Regions from separate parts of the Homo sapiens genome. Here all the other regions are linked to region 1. The links are chromatin contacts, found by Hi-C or POLR2A ChIA-PET in ENCODE. All regions are on one chromosome and are shown on one strand. The core of a region is the stretch at or near the end of the contact, and the rest is flanking DNA. Distances in the headings are between cores, read along the strand shown.

Evidence for each region. A loop is a pair of places that touch in the nucleus more often than their neighbours do. ChIA-PET counts read pairs that join two places held with the same protein, here RNA polymerase II (POLR2A). Pooled maps may share reads with other maps.
Region 2: a loop to region 1 is called in a pooled map, with 8 times the contacts of the local background. The contact joins the promoter of CEP85 here to the promoter of NUDC in region 1. A Hi-C loop is called at or near these places in 6 of 50 pooled maps. POLR2A ChIA-PET finds 5 or more read pairs at or near these places in 2 of 52 experiments (PC-9 and activated naive CD4-positive, alpha-beta T cell).
Region 3: a loop to region 1 is called in a pooled map, with 12 times the contacts of the local background. The contact joins the promoter of FAM76A here to the promoter of NUDC in region 1. A Hi-C loop is called at or near these places in 1 of 37 single-sample maps with no recorded cell type and 9 of 50 pooled maps. POLR2A ChIA-PET finds 5 or more read pairs at or near these places in 2 of 52 experiments (B cell and activated CD4-positive, alpha-beta memory T cell).

What each region holds. Positions count from the first base shown.
Region 1 is chr1:26,920,435-26,923,443 of GRCh38, reverse strand. It overlaps NUDC (nuclear distribution C, dynein complex regulator), which reads right to left and starts at 1,701. Exons shown (of 9, transcript NM_006600.4): 1 at 1,515-1,701. The coding sequence starts at 1,595. RefSeq lists enhancers at 893-1,434, 1,555-1,674 and a silencer at 1,805-1,954.
Region 2 is chr1:26,232,835-26,235,566 of GRCh38, reverse strand. It overlaps CEP85 (centrosomal protein 85), which reads right to left and starts at 1,367. Exons shown (of 14, transcript NM_001319944.2): 1 at 1,257-1,367. RefSeq lists enhancers at 499-548, 639-698, 1,019-1,168.
Region 3 is chr1:27,724,583-27,727,304 of GRCh38, reverse strand. FAM76A (family with sequence similarity 76 member A) reads right to left here and starts at 1,344. Exons shown (of 9, transcript NM_152660.3): 1 at 1,144-1,344. The coding sequence starts at 1,224. RefSeq lists silencers at 820-1,519, 1,358-2,000.

The DNA.
Region 1 (3,009 bases), core at 452-2,951:
AGAGCAAATGAAGCCACTTCAAAGGAGGATAAGATGGATTAATTCTGGCTGGAGTACAAGTGTAGCCAACGGTTTGAGTATCAGATGGACATATATTACCTTTTGACTTTGCAGAAGTTTCTTAACTCTGTACAACAGGAATAAGATGCAGTACCTATTTCTAGGGACCTGGTGAGGATCATGAGGTCAAGGAGGTGAGGCCTTTAGCAATGTATGGCACAGAGCAAGAGACCCACTGGCAGAGGGTAAACACCTTACAAATAGGAACCATGAACCATGGCTTAGTCTGTCTGCCACCTGCAATGCTGGGCACCAGATATGGCTAAAGGTACATAATCAGTAAAATTCTTGCTGAATGAAACAATCTAGTGGTGACTCAAGGTCAGCACACACAAACCCTTTATTTGCCCAAGAGTGGGTCTAAATCTGATTAAATCTGATGCTAGAACATATCTCAATGGTTTCCGTTCTTGCTTCTAGACAGTTTTTCAATTTGCTCAAAAATGAACTCGCTCCCAAATCCAGTTTTGTGCGAACAGTTTAGAGGAATGGAGACAGGAAGGCTTTTCACACTTGCAAATGAGAAACACTCTCCCCACCACAAAGGGCTTAGAAGTCCTTGGTCACCAGACACCTAGGTTACATAGGAATAGAAAGTTCAATGGAAACCTACCTCCAGTAAGACACAATCAGCCATGGACTCTGGGAAGCACACTGACCTGTCTAGGTGAGAACCATGTTGCATGATCTAGGCAAATCCTTGCCACTTCTCTGGCTCTGAGAATGAGAGTTCTGATCCTGACAGACTTTTCTACCGTTAACTTTGTGTTTGTTCCAAAAAAACCAACTCCAGAATCTGTAACAGTTGGCCCTTATTGTCGAGTGTGGGACACACATCAATCACACGACAAATACTTGTTGAATGAAAAAGCCTTATTACTGAGAACTTACGGTTCTTAACTACTCTCTGGAAACCGGTATTCGCAGCTGTCTCACAGATAAGGAAACTCAGGCTTGGAGAGATGTAAAGGTTCCAAGTTGGTAGGTGGTGGAAACTAATCGTGAACACAGGCCTCCTATTCCCCCATTCAAGGCCTAACAAGACCACGTGCTAACATCAGCCCGCTCCCCTACCACACACATTCGACGGCTCGCCCCAAGCCTTGGTGGATCCAAATCACGATATTTGCGACGGTTCTTACTAAGGGATGCTCCTTGGAAGCCGCCATCAAAGTGGAAACGGGGGTGGGGGCATATGTGAAACTAAAGGGGGATCCTAAGCTCAGGGATGCGATAATTTGCTACTACTGAGGGGCGCCGGGGGCCCGGGACTGATGCGAACCGGGTGAGACCTGCTGGCGGGTGGCCAGGCCGGAAGCTGGGCGCAGTGAGAATGTAGGGGCATCCCAGAAGCCCGCGAGCCGCTGGGGTGGGTCTCAGCCCTCGAAGGCAGAGAAGGGCGGAAGGAGCGTGGCCAAGGCCGCCGGGTGGGCCGACGCCGCGCGGGCCGTTACCTCCTGCACGCCGCCCTCGTGCTGCTGAGCCATGGCCAGCAACATGCCGTCGAACCGCTCCTCCTCCTGCTCTCCGCCCATCGCGCCGGCTCCGATCCACGTCCCGGAGCTCTGCACTCTAGTCCCGCGCTCTCTACGCTCCTGCGGGTCGCGCCGGGCCCAACGACTCTAGTCGTCCGCCTTCCGCAGCGGAGCCGGAAACACGCACGCGCGCGGCTGCCCAGGCCCGCCTCCACCTCCTCTCTTCCCGCCTTCCTCCCGGTTTGCGGCCATTGACCGTGCGGCAAGCAACCCGCTTCGCCGACCATTGGTCGACATTCGGAGCCAATCAACAAGCGCGTCCACGAAGCGGTAGGCGGAGCCGTGGGCCCGAGAGTTTGGCATGAGTTGCTATGGTCACCCGATGCCGTGGAGACTTCTAGAAAGCCCTGGACTCAAATCTGGCAGGGTTGGAAGTTAAAAAGGGACAAGTTTTGCCCCTCTCCCTTGCTAGCGACCCCCCCAGCTTGTAGAGCAGTGAAGCTGAAAGTAGCCTTACTCATCTCTTCCAATCCTAGAAGGGACTTACCACAGGACAGCCTCCTCCTCATCGACCTCACTGCGTACTTGACTAGGGCCAGCTTCATGGGAGTACAAATTGCAGTCGCACAGCACCCAGGCTTAGAAAGGCTCCACGCTTGATTTCATGGCCTTCTGTTATAGTCTTGAAATTCTTAATAATTTTGGAATAAGGAGACCCACATTTTCATTTTGCACTGGGCCCAGGAAATTATGACAGGTGCTGAAATTGACCTTCACTTCTGTTAATGCGGGGACAGGACCCAGCCATCCAAGCTAATCCCTCCACTTGTGCAATGAATCTCATCATCTTAGTCTTTTCAGGAACTCTATCCCTGTTAATTATCCCTTTTTTTAGCTTATGCATCACAAATATCTTTCTTCTTCCCTTCAATTTACAAACACGCTTTAATATCTTTTTGTTTGTTTTTAGAGATGGGGTTCTTGCATTGTCACCCAAGCTGGAGTGCAGTGGCACCATCTTGGCTTACGGCAGCCTTGAACTCCTGGACTCAAGCCATCTTCCCCACTTCAGCCTCCAGAGTAGCTGGGACTACAGGCTCACATCACCACGCCCTGCTGTTTTTTTTTTTTTGTTTTTTGTTTTTTGTTTTTTGGTAGAGATGGAGTCTGTGTTGCCCAGGCTAAGTCTCAAACCCTGGTCTCAAGCACTCCTCCTGCCTCAGCCTCTCAAAGTGCTGGGATTACAGGTGTGAGCCACCATGCCCAGCCCTGTTTTTATATTATTATTCCATGGCCCCACTTTCTTCTGCTGCTACCTCTCCAATTTTCAGCTCTCATTTGCAGCAAACTTGTTTGCTTGTTTTTCTACTCCCTCACCTCCCATCTCTCTACAGTATATTCTAGTCTATCTATTCTTCTTTTTTTTTTTAGACCAAGTCTCACTCTGTTGCCCAGGCTGGAGTGCAGTGACACG
Region 2 (2,732 bases), core at 118-2,617, 690 kb after region 1:
AATTACAATCTAAGTGTGGAACATCATGCTTGGCAGCTGTTAAGAGAACCACATCAAGACAAGAGAGGATTTGAAGGGATACACAGACAGCTGACACAGACACACGAAGGATCTCACACCATTACACTATTTTCACCGCCTTGATCATTCATTAAACCTTGTGAAAGAGAAGCCAAATCCTTGACAAGAAGTTGCCTTTACAAAGAAAAGTCGTGAGACATACAAAACCACCAGATCACTATAAAGCAGACAAGGTTTGAGGGCAAATAAATGAGGCCTGGCTAGCTTCATCGTCCTTGTATCACCACCGCCCCCTACTTATCCCAGTGTTCAATTCATCAACCGAAATTTACTGCGTGCCTACTATGCGCCTGGCTCTGAGCCACGTGTTGGGAATGTACTGGTGTAAAGGATCGCTCTCATTAACTGAGGTGAAGTAAGCGTTGAATATACTGTTGAACAAATAAACCTGAACACACTAACTTTCAGTTCAACCAAAGCACCAGCTCCTTCTCGCTGAAGGAAGCTTCCTCACCTTCCGCCCTACTGACATTTTGGGGGATTTTTCTTTGTTGTTGGGGGCGTCCTACACACAGTAGGCTGTGTAACAGCATCCCTGGCTTCTTCGCACTAGATGCCAGTAGCAAGCCCTGGAGCTGTGACTATCAAAAGTGTTTCCAGACATCGACCAATGTCCCCAGGGAAGCAAAATCGCCCCGGCCGAGAAGTACCGGGGTAAGGCCCCGCCAAGTGCTTTCCGTCCCACAACCTTAATTCTCTACACAGCCTTCCAATCTCGGCTCAAACTTCTCCTCCTCGGGGAGGGCTCCCTGACCTCTCCGACTAGATCCGCGCCTTCTGTTTTGCGCTCTTTGTAAGATTTCTCCACTCTACCCTCACTGCGCGCCGAGGGATTACCCCGCTTAACGTCGACTCCCAGGGCTGTGCGCTCCGCAAGGGCAAGGAATGCGCCGCTCGCTGTGTCCCTGGCTATCGGCACAGGGCCTGGCACGCAGGTAAAGTGACTGCCGTGGGGTGAACCACGGACGGCAAAGCAAGGCAACGGGGGAAGCGAGGGGAATGGGACGCGAGAGGGCGTATGCCGGGGCACTGGCTTCGGAGCCGAGGCGCATGCGCTTCGCTCTCCCCGGCCCCTCACGGTGGCAGGTCGCGAGCGTCTGAGGCTTCGCCGGAGCTATGGGAGGAGAGGCAAGGTCGGCCACTAGGACTGAGGCTCCCGAAGGAGGAAAACTTACACGGGCCTGAAAGCGGGCGGCGAAATCCCTCACTCGGGAAGACTGACTGCAGCCACCACGTCTGCGGTGAGCGGTGGTTCCCTCCCTCAGCTCCTCTAACGGCCGTTGCACGCCCGCCAGGCCGCGCGCCACAGAACGCGCGTCGTTTGGCCCCACCCCGTTCTGCCGCCTCTGGCCAATCGGGAGTCGAGCCGCGCCGGCTTCCCGCCCCTTTCTATCCTCTTCTGACCAATCGGCAGCCGAGCCGCGTCGGTATCCCGCCCCCACACGCTACCCTCTGCTCAGAGAGCCGGACGGATCTTTCTGCGCATGACCACGTCGCCACTTGGCTCCTTCTCTGCCCCTTGCCGCGTTTTACCTGTAGGTGGAGCTCTGCTCACCTAGACCTGGAGGGGCCCTGCTGGGCCTGTGCAGGTTGGGAAGCTGGCGGCCCGCGGGCGGGGCTGGGGACACGAGAATCCCACTCAGCTTGCCTCACCCTCCTTCCATTCCAACGCCGGTCTATCAGTTCTCACACCTGAAGCAGGGGTTCAGGTTGTGACCAGGAGTTAGGGTGTGGCCTGGGTCACTGACTAGTCAGGGTCAAGGCTTGGTCTGGGTTGGACGCAGTGGTCAGCCTGTGACCAAGGTTCAGGTTGAAGGGTAAAGGATCAGTCCTGCCTCCCTCCCCAAACTTGGTCCACAGGAAAAGGAACTGTTAAGTCCATTTGCATTAATATGCGCTTGAAGAGTCAGACAGGAAAATTGTTTGAAAGGAGAACAGAACCATCAGCCAAAGGAATGAATCTCAGATAGTGAAATTCTGGGTATCTAGAAACCTGACTTGGCAGGGAGAGATACTAAAAAATTGTATAGGAGGCCGGGCGCGGTGGCTCATGCCTGTAATCCCAGCACTTTGGGAGACAGAGGAGGGCGGATCACGAGGTCAGGAGATCGAGACCATCCTGGCCAATATGGTGAAACCCCGTCTCTACTAAAAATACAAAAATTAGCTGGGTGTGGTGGCGCATACCTGTAATCCCAGCTACTCGGGAGGCTGAGGCAGCAGAATCGCCTGAACCAGGGAGCCGGAGGTTGCAGTGAGCCGAGATCGTGCCCCTGCACTCCAAAAAAAAGTTGTATGGAAAAAAAAAGTTGTATAATTTCTTAGCTTTAAGAGCCAGACAAAGTGAGTTCATTACTGAATAAAAGTCACTCTAGAGGAAAGACCCTAGGGATGTGCCCCAAGGTTGTATCCTTTGTCCTCTCTTTTAGTATTTTAAGATAAGAATATAGAAGACATAAAATAGCAGATTTAATGGATAATGAAAATGAACCTGGGTATGATATGAAATTAGGACCAGAAGCCTCTGTTAACGTAAAGGCTAAAAAAAAAAATGTTAAGACAGGGTGTCTAAATGAATAAATTTATGGACTGAAGGGTAGAAAGCTAGAAAGTGTTAGTCCTGGCCGGGCACGGTGGCTCACGCCTGTAAT
Region 3 (2,722 bases), core at 95-2,594, 800 kb before region 1:
ACTGTTGATGTGGGAGTTAAGTAAGAACTTATATGGATTATATGGAACTAGCCATAAATTGTAAAACAAACATATATATGAACAAGTCCCAGACTGGGAATCAGAAGCCCTGAATTCCAGGCCTGGTTCTTCTGCCACTGTGTGATTTTGCGGTTTACTTGTGAAATGAAAGTGCTGGATTAAAATTATTATTTATATATACATAACTTCCTTAAAATCATATATACATATTTTGAGGCCAAAAAGGGCACTCAAGCACTTGCATTCCCCCAGACCTGGTATATAAAAACTGGCAAATGGAAAGTCATGACCATCTGAGGCAAAAGTGACAATTATGAGTTATCCAAATCAGAGACACAAACTGGATTATTGGATAACCTCAACATTATTCTTCAGCCAGTTTGGTGACTTTTTAACTGTTGCCTCACAGCACCTCTAGTCACTTAAAAAGTAAAAGTGGGATAAAGCAACTTAAAAGAAAAAGAGAAGTTGGACCTTCAGGAGCAAAAACTGATCAGCAGCTAGTCAGGGAAGACCGAAGACCACCAACTGGATGCTGAGAAGTGATCCCTCGGATCTGTGAGCCTGACTGTGGGGCTTTTTTAAAACATAAAGCCTTGCTGCCTCCGATTCTGAGACTGGCCGAAAAGTGAGATGCTTAAAAAAAAAAAAAAAATCAAGCCTTGCTACCTCCGATTCTGAAACTGGTCGAAAAGTGCCCGTGAGGAGCCCGAGTTCGACACATTCCTCCAAGGCAGCACCCAACTTTGGAGTTCAGTCCCAGGAGGGGCAGGAGGTCCCCACCAGGGAGACCGCGGCGGCGGGGGAGGCAGCGCAAAGGGATCCCGAAGGCGACCAGTCAGGGCAAGCAGGGGACCCGCTGTCCCTCCCCCGACCTCACGGGGTCCGAGAACAATCCCCACGGTTGCTAAGCACCCGGACACGCCGGCCGCGGGAGCCTGGACCGGGTCCCGGCTCCCGCACGTGCCCCGCCGGCCCCCAGCGGGGTGGGTGCGGCTCCTCAGCCTGGCGGGCCTGCCACACCCTGCTCCGGGGACCCCGCCGGGCGTCCCCACAGAATCTGGAGCTCCGGGCCGCGCCTCCTGCGTCCCCAGTTCCCGGCCGCCGCCCCAGCCCGCGCACCTTGCACAGCTGCTGCCCCTGAGACAGCGCCTCGAAGGGGAAGCGCTGGTGGCACTTGGTGCAGGCGTAGAGCGCCGCCATGTCCGGCCCGGGCCGCGCTCACCGACCCGCCGGCCCGGCCCGCCGATTTATCTGACAGTCTGAGGCACAACCCGGCGGCGGCTGCAGGCTGCTGGCTGCGGCAGGCGGGCGGGCGCAGGCGGGTCGGGGCGGACCCGGGCGGGCTGGGGCGGGCACGGCGACTCTAGACGCCCGCTCACTGGTGGGCTTTGACGTCGATCAAGTGGGAAGGGGCGGAACACGGAGCTTTCGCCCACTCTGATTCGGTCTGGCCTGGAGTACGCCACTGTGACGCTCCAGGCCGCGATTATGTAAAGCGCAGTCACGCGGGGGCGCCACCTGGAGGGGACAGGCTCCCGGCCGGGACCTCGGAAGAGCTTAGGCTCCGCCCTACTTGCTCAGCGTTCCCGCCCTCGCTCCGCCTCTCCACGGCCTCAGGCGCATCTGCGCTTCTCGCGATACCTTCGGGGATTTGTGATGTTTTGGTTTCCATGGAGCTGCCCTCTGGGAGCACGAGGGGTACAATTGGAACGAAGGCGGCGCACAGTTAACTGGAACTCTGCAGCCGTCCAAGCCCAAAGAAGGTGGGGAGCTTGGGAAAGAAGTTCCTCATAATCGGAGCAGGAGGAGCCCGCCCAGCCTCGCTCAAAGGAGGAGACGAGACTCTGAGGGACAATTTAGAAGTGTGTCCTCAATTTAAGACACCTAAATAGGGAACTGTGGGGCTGTGGGCCTTAGGAGAGAAAAGGAGAGCCCCAGAGAGAGCACCCCTATGCTGCGGAAGAGGGACTAAAGAGATGGCAGTCCTTCCAGGAGGGATTGGACAGATATTCAGGCGTCCGGTGGCCTGCAGGCCCCCATCAGAGTGGGCTGCAATTGGCCCAGACCTGCTTCCTACTTTGTTTTCTCCGGTTTCACCCCCAGCTTCTCTCGCAAGCAACCACCTGGTGATTCCTGACGAGGCCTGACTTCCGGAAGGCAAGCCACGCCCTCCGGGCTCCCCTGCCTCTCTTTGGCTCCAGCTTGGCATGTATAGGAGCTGCCCAAGGAATGACAGACTTCTTGTTCTTGAGGTGTTGGCAAAGCTTCCTGCACTGCTGACCTATCCAAGTCCTGCCTTGTAGCTGCTCTTGGGCATAGGTTACTCTTGGCTCTGCCAACCACCCGTACAGGACTAATTGCAGTTTTACCTCAACGTGCGCTTTTTACAATTAAAAACTGACTTAATGGCTTCTATTTCCCTGCCTCAACAAAAAAAATTTACTCTCTCTGAACCCAAATCTGGCTGCTTCCTTGTAGGATCCCCCAAAGATGTGCATTAATCATTAGGATCAGAAAGCAAAGTTTCCAAATCACTGTTCCACAACTAACTACATGACCTTGGATCTATCACTGAACTTCTCACGGCCTCGTTTTTCTCAATTGTACAATGAGGTCATTGTGAGAATCAAAACCAGTACATGAGTCGGGGCGGGATGGCTCACAACTGTAATCCCAGCACTTTGGGAGGCTGAGGCCA